Linked DNA regions of Homo sapiens: regions 1, 2 and 4 are each linked to region 3. The links are chromatin contacts, found by Hi-C or POLR2A ChIA-PET in ENCODE. All regions are on one chromosome and are shown on one strand. Each heading gives the region's core, a stretch centred on a gene start or an enhancer-like site at or near the end of the contact. The rest is flanking DNA. Distances are from core to core; before and after follow the strand shown.

Evidence for each region. Hi-C counts contacts between places; a loop is a spot of excess contacts on that map. ChIA-PET counts read pairs that join two places held with the same protein, here RNA polymerase II (POLR2A). Pooled maps may share reads with other maps.
Region 1: a map of B cell shows a loop between it and region 3 (3-fold over the local background). The contact joins the enhancer-like site here to the promoter of FNIP1 in region 3. A Hi-C loop is called at or near these places in 1 of 168 maps with a recorded cell type or tissue (B cell), 1 of 37 single-sample maps with no recorded cell type and 6 of 50 pooled maps.
Region 2: a pooled map shows a loop between it and region 3 (3-fold over the local background). The contact joins the promoter of P4HA2 here to the promoter of FNIP1 in region 3. A Hi-C loop is called at or near these places in 1 of 168 maps with a recorded cell type or tissue (cardiac septum) and 4 of 50 pooled maps.
Region 4: a pooled map shows a loop between it and region 3 (14-fold over the local background). The contact joins the promoter of SLC22A4 here to the promoter of FNIP1 in region 3. A Hi-C loop is called at or near these places in 1 of 168 maps with a recorded cell type or tissue (Caco-2) and 16 of 50 pooled maps. POLR2A ChIA-PET finds 5 or more read pairs at or near these places in 2 of 52 experiments (HepG2 and activated CD4-positive, alpha-beta T cell).

Annotation. Positions count from the first base shown.
Region 1 is chr5:131,378,025-131,380,724 of GRCh38, forward strand. The region is part of intron 3 of CDC42SE2 (CDC42 small effector 2); the gene reads left to right. Among named protein-coding and RNA genes, the nearest start is that of CDC42SE2, 120 kb to the left of the region's middle. RefSeq lists enhancers at 1,760-1,989, 2,040-2,089. Within about 2 kb of position 1,292, at least 12 of the 41 ENCODE cell types and tissues checked have a DNase peak (open chromatin) inside an H3K27ac peak, as active enhancers do; they include B cell, where a contact is called at or near this core.
Region 2 is chr5:132,226,591-132,229,366 of GRCh38, forward strand. It overlaps P4HA2 (prolyl 4-hydroxylase subunit alpha 2), which reads right to left and starts at 1,263. Exons shown (of 15, transcript NM_001017974.2): 1 at 1,200-1,263. RefSeq lists silencers at 980-1,239, 1,380-1,609.
Region 3 is chr5:131,795,753-131,798,612 of GRCh38, forward strand. FNIP1 (folliculin interacting protein 1) reads right to left here and starts at 1,265. Exons shown (of 18, transcript NM_133372.3): 1 at 1,078-1,265. The coding sequence starts at 1,169. RefSeq lists silencers at 879-1,158, 1,209-1,468.
Region 4 is chr5:132,293,110-132,295,874 of GRCh38, forward strand. SLC22A4 (solute carrier family 22 member 4) reads left to right here and starts at 1,285. Exons shown (of 10, transcript NM_003059.3): 1 at 1,285-1,900. The coding sequence starts at 1,508. RefSeq lists enhancers at 258-876, 693-742 and silencers at 973-1,332, 1,403-1,452.

The sequences.
Region 1 (2,700 bases), core at 42-2,541, 420 kb before region 3:
GTGTAGGAAAATCAAACTGTAAGCAAGTAAGTTACAATACAATGTTTTAAGTACTATAATTGAATATGAGCCATGTGCTGTGAATGTTCAGAACAGGAAATATCCAACAGCCTCAACTCGGAATGTTTATGTTTGAGCTGGGTCTCAAAGAATGAGTAGGGAGAGACTTGGGGCAAGGGTGTTTCATATAGTTTGTTGACATTACTACCATAAAAGGTATTTTCATTTTTTGTGTCAATGAATATCCACTAGGAAGATCATTTTCATCAAAAAATGTCAAATCCATTTTTTATATTATTACAACTTTTGTTAGCCTTTTTTTCCATACTGTGAACTAGATTGATTAACTTGGAAGCAGCTCACGCACCCAGGGAATCACTGTCACTGGCATCATAGAAAAAAAATACCCACTTGTTTTAGAAATGCCTGGTTCCTAATTACACTGTCAATATTTCAAAAAACTAATGTAGCTTATTTCAGAGGTTCCCAAACTTCTCTTAACGGTTCTGTAATTTTTTTCATGGTGCCTCTAGGCCAAGAGAAATACCGTACAGACTTGTTTATTAACTAATTTGGTACAAACAACTTAGTAAAGATTTATGTCCCAACAACTTATTTGCCTTTAAAAAATAAGATATAAATTGAAAAATATTTTTATTTAATTCTTAAATAACCAGTTACATACTTATGGTGTGTTTGTGCCTGTTGGGATTATACAACTTCTCAAACTGTGGAATCAGACTGAACACCACCACCTTCTTTTCTAGTTCCATACTGACTTTTGCATAGTGCTTGGGTTTTTTTCACAGTAACCACTGAAAACTCAGCTTCACAAAGATATGCTGTTAAAAAGAATGTATGTTCTAATGTTGAAGTTACAAATTATCTGAAGCTGGTAGTTCACTCAGTGTCAAACACACATTGAGCCTCACTGTGTTTCCCTCAAATAGAAAACCCTGGCACCCCTGGGTTTTGCTGGGATGCCCCAAGACACAATTTGGAAATAGTGGGCTTGTTAGATTTAATTCATAGATTTAGGGATTTAGTTACACAACTCAACTGACTTTCTCTAGGTCATAAAGTTGAGTCAGCATAGCTTTCAACCTTTCATTTACTTTGGCCACATTTGCATAAATGATTGCTATTTTATACCCTGAAAGTTCCAGCTTTTTTCACTGTCCCAGATGGCAAGTATTTTCATTTTCTTTATTCACTCTGTATCTGCTTCTAGAACTACCTCAGGCTGTACCATCTTTTACTCTTACTGTAGGCCTTCTGCTAACCTGATGGGACCTGGCCTTCATTTGCTTCTCAGTGACATGTGTTTGCACACTAAGCTGCCCAGAGAATAGTCTTTGGGAAAGTTTTAACTTTTAAGTGATGATGTAATTACTGTTTTCTAGAAGCTACAGTTGATCCATATGCCAGAAATGTGAGGGAGGTAGATATAGTATGGTTATATACATATTGTTTAGATAAGGATGCAAATAAGGTTCTCACAGTAGCAAATCCTTTGAAATTAACCTGCTTCTCGCCTCCTTGGATATACTCCAAATTGTTTAGTTCATTATCTTTAATAATTATGATGTAATTATGTAAAAAGTTATGGGAAGAGACATTTTGCCTAATGTCCCCTCCACACTAACATAGCAGTTCATTTGGGTCTCTAGTCCTTCACCTTATGCAGAATAAAAGTTAATATTTTAAGGATGCAAGGATTATTCAGATGGTTGACGGTCTTAACAAAGTTTCCTATAAAGAATTTGTTTCCAGGAAACACGGTGACTCTGCTAACGACAACTGTTAATACGTATCAGAGCAGAGTGCACCATTTCCTGTTTTTCTTTGCGGAGGTCTGACTCTGGAATTCCCCTTGTTTGCCCATGACTATTCTTTTTTTTTCTTTTGAAACAGAGTCTCACTCTGGCACCCAGGCTGGAGTGCAGTGGTGTGATCTCGGCTCACTGCAACCTCTCCCCGCCAACCCCCCACCCCAGGTTCAAGTGATTCTTCTGCCTCAGCCTCTCAAGTAGCTGGGATTACAGGTGCCTGCCACCATGCCCAGCTAATTTTTTTTTCTTAAAGAAAATATTTAATTTTCCATAGTTATTGGGGCTACAGGTGGTGTTTGGTTACATGAGTAAGTTCTTTAGTGGTGATTTGTGGATTTTGGTGTACTCATCACCCGAGCAGTGTACACTGCACCATATTTGTAGTCTTTTATAAAACCCTTGCCCCCCTCCCACTCTTCCAGAGCCCCAAGTCCATTTGATCATTCTTATGGCCTAATTTTTGTATTTTTAGTGGAGACAGGGTTTCGCCATGTTGGCCAGGCTGGTCTTGAACTCCTGACCTCAAGTGATCCACCTGCCTCAGCCTCCTGAAGTGCTGGGATTATAGGCATGAGTCACCATGCCCAGCCACCCGTGACTATTATACAGTACCCCAAACAAGTGTGCCATTCTTTAAATGTCCACATTGTGCCTTAAAATACTGCATTTTTATAGTTTAGAATATTTATTTATATTTAAATCCAGGTTTTTGATAGAGTGTTGTAGGAAAGAGTGTAAAGAACACTTCCACCTGTGTCTAGATCCACCTTTCCTGCCTTCTCAGGAACCTTGTAAGGTTGACAATCCATTTTCTTTTTCCTTCTTTTTCTGTACCTCTTTTACTGGATCTTTCCCATTAGAAATTGAG
Region 2 (2,776 bases), core at 13-2,512, 430 kb after region 3:
TCCCGAGTAGCTGGGACTACAGGCGCGCGCCACCATGCCCGGATAGTTTTTTGTATTCTCCTGCACCATCTTAAAGTCAAATAGAATACAAAGGCCAGGGACCCACCTGGGCTGTCCAGCAATACCTGAGGCAGGAAGTGCCCTGATCCAGGCTCCTGCTGCGAAGGTCAACTGGGCATCTTACACATGCAGGGCACAGTACCAGGCACGTTATCTCACTCCAGGGTCTTGTAGACAGCGTCCGTGGACAGCTATCCCCTACAGTGTTCCTTCCCCATCACCTTGCTTCCACTACAAGGCCATAAGGAATGGCATTGGCCAAGGTCTCTGCTCCCACTCACATAGGCTGTTCCTCTGTCCACGATGCCCTTTTGCCAGCCTTCCTCTGACCACTCCAGCTCATGGGTCACCTCCTCCGGGAAGTCCTCTGGCCGGAGGCAGTCAGTGCTCTACCAAGTACCCACTGCCCGCATTCCCTTCCAGCACAGCGCTCACCACACTGCTCTGGGCCAGGACCTTCCCGCTCTTCCAATCCGCCTGTCCCACTGGGTTAGCAACTGCTTGCGGTTTCTGGCACACAGAAGGGTCCCGTTTGTTGAATTAGTTAACGAATTATCACGGGTCTCCGCAGCTGCCAAGGAAAAACAACGCTGGTTCCACAAGGATGTCTGGGGGAGAAAAGACTTTCTGATCCAATGGCCCATCTAATGGGCTCCAAGCTGGACCCTGCCCGGACAAGACCTAGGACTCCCAGCCCTTGGGAGGGTGCAGAACGGGCTTAGCCAATATGAAGAGGCCCCTCAGGGCCAGGCGGACGCCGCGCCCCCGCTCCCAACAGCCGGCAGCCCGGGGTCAGGCCGCCACTTCCCGGGAGCCTGACAGGGAAGAGCGGCCAAGTTCCCAGCCCCGCCCGACAGCCGAGGGAACTGCACGAAGGGCGCCGCTGACCTCACCACCCTGAGCTCGGGAAGGCTTGCGGGCGGCGGCACAAGAACCCAGACGGGTGCAGAAACAGGGCGGAGGGTGCAGGGTGGCGGCCCGGACTGCGCTGCTGGCGGCTAGCGGCGCGACCCCCGGCCCCGGATCCGGCCCCGGCCCCTAACTCTCAGCCCCGCGCGGGCAGAACGCACCGCCTGGCGACCCCAGCCCGCGCCCCAGCGCTAAGGTTGATCTGGCGGCTGAGCGGGCGGGGCGCTCACCTGGACACTCGCAGCTCCCGGCGTTTCCAGAACCTCCCGCGGCGTCGCCCGGTCAGCTCGGCGCCTCCTCCCTTGGCGACTCCGCCTCGGGCCGCTGCCGGGGCTCCGCCCACTTGAGCCGCCGCCACGTCCCCACCTCACGCTCCACACGCCTGCCTGCGTCCTGGTCCCCAGCTCCGGTGGCTCCGCCGGGGTTCGCCGTCCTCTGCGACCCCTGGGAACGCCCAGGCTACCCGGCCTCGCGGGAGCCGGAGCCGGAGCCGGAGCCGGAGCTGGCCGCCCGCGCCCTTCATGCCGCCCGCAGCCCACCGCACGTACTCCGCGCCCGCCTGGCTTTGGCGCCCCCACCTGCGGGCCTTGGCCCGCCCTCCTGCCCAGCCCCTGGGCGTCTGGAGAGGTCGCCACGACCCGATCCCCTCGCCGGGGCTGTAGGGAGAGCGTCCCTGGAGGCTGACGGATTTCCCTGCCTGCGCTCATGCCCATTGCCTGGGGGGCCCTGCCGGGTACACGGGCCCCTTCTTCCCAGCACCACCACAAGGAGGCTGTTACGGGAGGCTGGGGTCACCCCGGCTAGGAACTGGGTATCAGGAGAGGAGGCAGAACAGTGGAGAAGACCCTGAGGAAGACTAGGGACCTGGGGCCCACCCCCTGGAGACCGAGATTGGGAGGCCCATTCCCAGGGCCGAGCTCTCAGTGGGTTTCAGAGAGTCCCGGGCTCTGGTCCAGGCAGTCCTGGTGGCATGTGCAGGGGTGATGGATTGATGAGAAGGGGGCCCATCAAAGGCTGGGTGGGGGCGGAGGCGGGGGGGCGGTAACAACCTGGGGCACACTGGGTTGCCCAAACCCTTCTTTATGCCATGGGCCAAAAAGAGTGGACACCTGGTTCAGCCAATCCAGTCTGGAAGGGAATAAGGACAGAGATGCAGCAAACCTCAGCCTGAGCGGGAGGAGGCCCTGGCGGCCAGGCAGGTTCCCACGCCTGCTCTGTGAACCTTCCTCTCATGAATGAGGGGAAGCACGGTCTGAGAATCTCATCAGGGAGCAAGCCCAGAGCGGGAGATGCCCAGCCTCCGCCCAGGCCCAGTGTGGATATTCCCTACGGCACACGGGCCAGGCAGGCGGCCCAGACCTGGGGAAAGCAGGAGCACGCACACGGAAATACACATAAAACATGGGTGAGCCATTGTTCCTGCCTGCGTCAGCCACCGGCTCGAGCCCGGCTAAAACTACACAAACCCTCCTGCATCTGCTACATCCACAGAAGCTTCCTTCCATCTCCTCCCCCTTCTCAGGAGTTTGCCCCATGGAACATCCCTTTTCTCTCCTGAAGGCTCAACTACCCGCTCTCAACTGGATCTTTCCCATTGGCCTGTAAATGTGTTCAAGCCTCTACTATGGGAACAAAACCCTCATTCGACCCCACTGAGTGTCTCTGTTCTCAACCGCAGCGGAATTTCTTGAAAGAGCTGTCTCCCCATCCTCACATCTCTCCCACTCTTCAGGCCCTAAAGGAGCTGTCTCTCCCACTCTTCAGGCCCTGCAGTCAGCCTTCTAGCTCCCTAACAGCACCAAACCAG
Region 3 (2,860 bases), core at 15-2,514:
AACCAGTGTGGCAACTTCGCCTGTTCCAAAATTTGACAGATTCTCTTTTTTTATTTTTATTTTATTTTTTTGTTTCTACTATTGTTGTACAACTGGGCTCTTTGCTATCCTACCAAGTTTAAAACGTGTGGCATTTGACATTTAGCCTAGTTATATTTGCAAGTTTCCACACTGCAATACGTATAAAGGCTGTTTGGACATAATCTCCTCAGGTGCAGTTTAACGACTAAATTTTACCTTGAATTCAGGTTTATATCAAATCTTACAATTCTGAAAAGTTACTCTGCCAGCAACAGGTACTACAATGAAAAATTAACAAAGCCTGTAACACTACAAAATGCTCTACTAACATTTTCAATTTTTAAGACTCCTTTTCAGTAACAATTCGAGGAGGAAGAATCTACAGCCAATTCCAAGGCCAGATTTCATTCAATTTGGTCTTCCTTCGGCAGTAACCCTAAACTCAAGTTTCACATTTCTCCTTCGATAACATTAAGGTCGCTCGGTCCGGTTACTGCACACCTCCAATTTTAGCGTCCAAGAAACCTGAAAGAACGGCACGTTGCCTACTCGCTCCTCCAGCCTTCTCTCAACTCAGAAGCTTGGCCAAACGTGCCGCTCTCTCCACAACGCCAACGGAGCTGGAACGCAGCGCCCGGAGGACAACTGGTCACGGGGAGGAGGGGAGAACTTCGCGGCCCGGAGTACGGCGGCTGAGGTCCAATCCAGCCCGCGCCCAACTCTACTCGGTGCCAGGAAGGCGTGTGGACCCAAAGTCTCAGGCCGCGGTGCTAGGTCCGGAGGAGCAGAGTCGCGCGTGGCTGGGGGCAGGTCGTAAACAAACCGACGGGAGGAGGGGGAAGGGGCAACGGCGAGGCGGGTGGGGTAAAATAAAAGGTAGGACCTCGCTCCAACCCTTCGGCGCTAGCCCGCAGCCGGCTCCACCCCACCGAGGACCAGATGCTGCTCTCGGCGCGGCGCTTCCGCTCGGGTCGGAACACCGAAGGCCCCAACACCCCTGGAGCCCGGAGCCCACAAGGCCATCGGCTCCGCGACCCCCGCCCCACAGCGCCCTACCTGAACCCGCAATCTGGGTCCCGGGCGTCGCGGCCGGGCGCGCCCAGCCCGGTCCTCTTGCTGAAGAGCTTCTGGAACAGCGTAGGGGCCATGCTAGCCACGGCCAGGCAGGGGTCGCTCCGCTGGGCGCTTGCTAGGCCCCTGCTCCTACAGCCGCCCCGCCACCCCCATGGGCGCCTCAGTCATATGACAGAAATTAGTCACTTCAAACGGCCACGGCGCGCGGGGCGGGGCGCGAGGCAAGGCCGGCACTCATTGGCTGGAGGGGGGCCGCATCACGTGGCGGCGCGCGGAGCAAGGGGCAAGGTGGGGGCGTGGGGCGGAGCTGCCTCCCATAGGCTCACTGGCGGGTCCCGTCACGTGGCAGGGGCGGGGCGTGAGCCGAGAGGACAGGACTGGAAGGTGGCTAGGGATGTGTAGCGGGAGAAGGGTCAGTCTCGATCTTCCCCTGTGAAGCTGTCAGCGACCATCAGAGGGTACGCCGGGGTGGCGCGGGGACGATGCCAGGAGCCTTGGAGTGCAGAAGGCTTCGACTCCCCGCACCCACAGAGTTGCGTAGGGAACCACGGGCAACCGACTCTTCCTTGTCAGCCCCTCCCTAGCTTCTGCGGCTTCACACCTCCATTCCGCGCCGGGCAGAGTCTGGCGGCTCCTGGAGCACGGAAGGCCCACAAGCGTACCCGTGGGGCCGCGGCCAAGGCTGGACTTTGAGCCCAGGACCCCAGGACCGCCCTTAGAAGGCTGCGCCGGCCCGCGAGAGGTCTGGGATCTGGACAGCGCGGGGGCTGGCTCACAGGGACTGGTGAAGGAAACTGCCGGGACCCCTGCCACAGCCATGGCTCCCCGCAAAGACGACCTCGAGCAGGCACTGCGGGCAGTTTGTACTAGCGCCTAGAACCCTGACACCGGGAATTAGTCTCTTGGAAGAGCTAGCGATTGGAGGCTCAGGAGTTAGGCTGTTTCCTTGTTAACCAACAAAATCAGGTGAAACCAACGAAGTCAGGAAGCCTAAAGACATATATGTACAGATATCTAACCCTTTACGCTAATTATTTAGATTTTTAATAAATCTATCTTAATGTTTAGGTATGAAGACGGGAGGAACTGTGGAATTTTAGTCAAGTTACAGGGAAGAAACGCTTTCTAAAAAAAGAAAAACATTGCTCACATGTGACCTCACAGTCTTATTTAACCCATGGAACCAAAATATATCAGAGTTTGTATCAAACTAATCTTATAAATTTTCAGCAACCCCATCCATTCACTCACTCCCCCTCCAGGATGAGGAAGCTCGTACAATGGGATGTAATCCTCAGAGAAATTTAGGAAATAACTTGTATATGGTTGGAAGGCTGGATAAAAATACTTTGGGCAGGCGTGGTAGCTCACGTCTGTAATCGCAACACTGCAAGGCCGAGGCAGGCAGATCGCTTTAGCTCTGTAGTTCGAAACCAGCTTGGGCAACAGTAAGACCCTGTCTCTACAAAAAAAAAAAAAAAAAAAAAATTTTAATTAGCCAGGTGTGGCCGGGCGCTGTGGCTCACGCCTGTTATCCCAGCACTTTGGGAGGCCGAGGCGAGTGGATCACCTGAGGTCACGAGTTCAAGACCAGCCTGACCAGCATGGTGAAACCCCGTCTCCAAAAAATTAGCCGGCGTGGTGGCGGCGAATGCCTGTAATCCCAACTACCTGGGAGGCTGGGACAGGAGAATTGCTTGAACCCAGGAGGCAGAGGTTGCAGTGAGCCGAGATTGTGCCATTGCACTCCAGCCCGGGCAACAAG
Region 4 (2,765 bases), core at 35-2,534, 500 kb after region 3:
CAGACTGGAAGCTACACAAAAAGAGGCAGAAATGTCCCTCCGCCTCTTAATCGGAGCCTGGGGAAACAAACACACTCGTGCAAAATCTCCAAAGAGGTGAGCTCTTCACCCTGTCAATTTTATCTGCCTCGTGAACCCCAGGGCTCAGGCTCCAGGCCCGGGCTAGCTCACACAACAGCAGAAGGGCCTTAGGTCTGGGCACTGAGCCAAAAAAAGGGAGGCTGTGGTCCCTGCTTTGGTTACCCTGCCGGGTCTGAGCGCCAAATCGGATCTCCTACTTCTCTCTCCCTCCCTCCCTCTGTTCCTGGACTGGGGGCAGGCCCTTCTGCTAACAGAAAGCCTTCCAGTCGGAGAAAGCTCTGACAGCCTGCCGCGATAAAGGGCCCTGGGGGCGTGAGGAGAGCAAGGGGCTCAAAATCAGAACCCAGCGTGACGACAGTGCCTCCATGACTGTGCTCCCGCAATGCGCAGGCTCCATGTCCTGGCGCCCGCCCGCCCATGGACCCGGCGGGGGCTTCCAGGCTGGGCTCAGCCATTACGCCGGCGTGCGGGGGAGGAAACTCGCCTCCCGGGCACTCGGTTGTCTCCTGCCCCCGCCCCTCCCTCCGATCCGGGCCCATCTCTGACGTAGTGTGACCTTGCTCATCCCTTCCAGGCTGTGGGCCTGTTTTCCCTGTGCAAGATGAGGGTCCTGGCTGTCCTGAGGACGCTGTCCGGGCGCCGCCAGGGGTGACCGAATTCAGCTCTGCTAGGACTGTTGGGAAATGAGCTCCCTGTCGGCGTGTGCCAGCCGCCTGCGCGAGGCGCCACAGGAGAGGGCGCGCTCCTGTCGCTCTGCCGCCCCCAGAAGTTTCCCGGGAACCGACTCCACTGACTCGCCCCTCCGCGCCCCACGCGTGGCAGCCTAAGCTCAGCCTCCAGATTGGAGGAGACCGCGGAGGGAACCCTGCTGGGGTCTGGGCCCGGGGCCACGCGGCCCGAGCAGATCGAGGGCCGACCCCTCCGAGAACTCGCTCTCTGGCCTCGGCTCCTCCCTTGCGCCCGCCCTCCCACGTGGGGCCCAGGTCTGGGAATCAGCGCTCGGGGGTGGCTGGGGACAACCGAGAACGAGCTTCTTCCCCGGCACGCGGGCGGAATGGCTGAGCCCAGCCTGGAAGCCCCCGTCAGGTCCTTGGGGGCGGGCGGGCGCGCGAAGCACAGGGCGGAGACAGCCGGGAGCCCAGCCTCCCGGGCTGGGCCGCCCTCCCCTTCCCCGCGCCCGGCCGGGGATGGGGGTGTGGTCCCAAGTGTACAGTGGCATCAAGCTCAGCGCGAGCTCCCGGGAACGCTCCAACGCCTTCAGCCTGTTTCCCAGGAACGGTCCCCGGCTTCGCGCCCCAATTTCTAACAGCCTGCCTGTCCCCCGGGAACGTTCTAACATCCTTGGGGAGCGCCCCAGCTACAAGACACTGTCCTGAGAACGCTGTCATCACCCGTAGTTGCAAGTTTCGGAGCGGCAGTGGGAAGCATGCGGGACTACGACGAGGTGATCGCCTTCCTGGGCGAGTGGGGGCCCTTCCAGCGCCTCATCTTCTTCCTGCTCAGCGCCAGCATCATCCCCAATGGCTTCAATGGTATGTCAGTCGTGTTCCTGGCGGGGACCCCGGAGCACCGCTGTCGAGTGCCGGACGCCGCGAACCTGAGCAGCGCCTGGCGCAACAACAGTGTCCCGCTGCGGCTGCGGGACGGCCGCGAGGTGCCCCACAGCTGCAGCCGCTACCGGCTCGCCACCATCGCCAACTTCTCGGCGCTCGGGCTGGAGCCGGGGCGCGACGTGGACCTGGGGCAGCTGGAGCAGGAGAGCTGCCTGGATGGCTGGGAGTTCAGCCAGGACGTCTACCTGTCCACCGTCGTGACCGAGGTGGGTGCCAGGCCGAGACCGTTGACCCGGGAGTGCCTGACCCTCCCTCTGCGTCAGCCCCCCTTGAGACTCCCTGCGCAGTGCCCGGGTCAGCGCTCCCCTCCCCCTCAAACCTGCTGTTCATACTTCCAGCAGCGGGTGTGCACCCCAAGAAAGAATAGGACTCACGCGAGGCGCATTCCTGGGTCGTTTCTGTCCAATAAGGAGGTGATGGAGAAAGGAGTTTGTCACCAACTGTCTTTTCATTTCCGATTTTCACAACAAATGAAGTTTCCTAAGAACCTAGATGTTGCGTTGGGGGAAGCGCAGCCCCAGGCTACCCAGACGCACTGCCTGAGTCACCTTCCTGCCAGGCATGGGAGGAGGGGTGTGAGGGACCTTGTTACTGGGCAGGGCGGGGCCAAATCTTGTCTGTTCCCTGGCCACAGACTTCTGGAGGCATCAGGAGGTGTACTGCCGTACCATATACTTGTGAGGTTTGGGGTCCTTTCCTGAGGCCCCAGTTTCTCTAAGACAGCAGATGGCCTCCTGAGGCTCATTGGGTGCAAGGAAGCACAGAAGGCGAAACCCCAGCTGGAAGCCCTGGCCCTCAGGGACCTCTCTGAGCACAGGGTGAGTTGGCAGGCAGGGGCTGTAGCCCCTCAGCACCCTGCGTGGTTAGTGGCAGGTTTTCTAAGTTCCAGGAATGAGGATGCACACACACTTCTCCCGCTTTTGCTGCTTCACATCTGGTAAGGACCTGGGTCAGGATACACCTTTCTTCTGAGGAGAGCATCCTCATGGAGCTGTTGCCTGCTATTGGTCAGGCAGGTAGGATTTCCCTGCTGCTAGTCCCTCCTCTGCCTCATGCTCCTCCCAAGAAAAA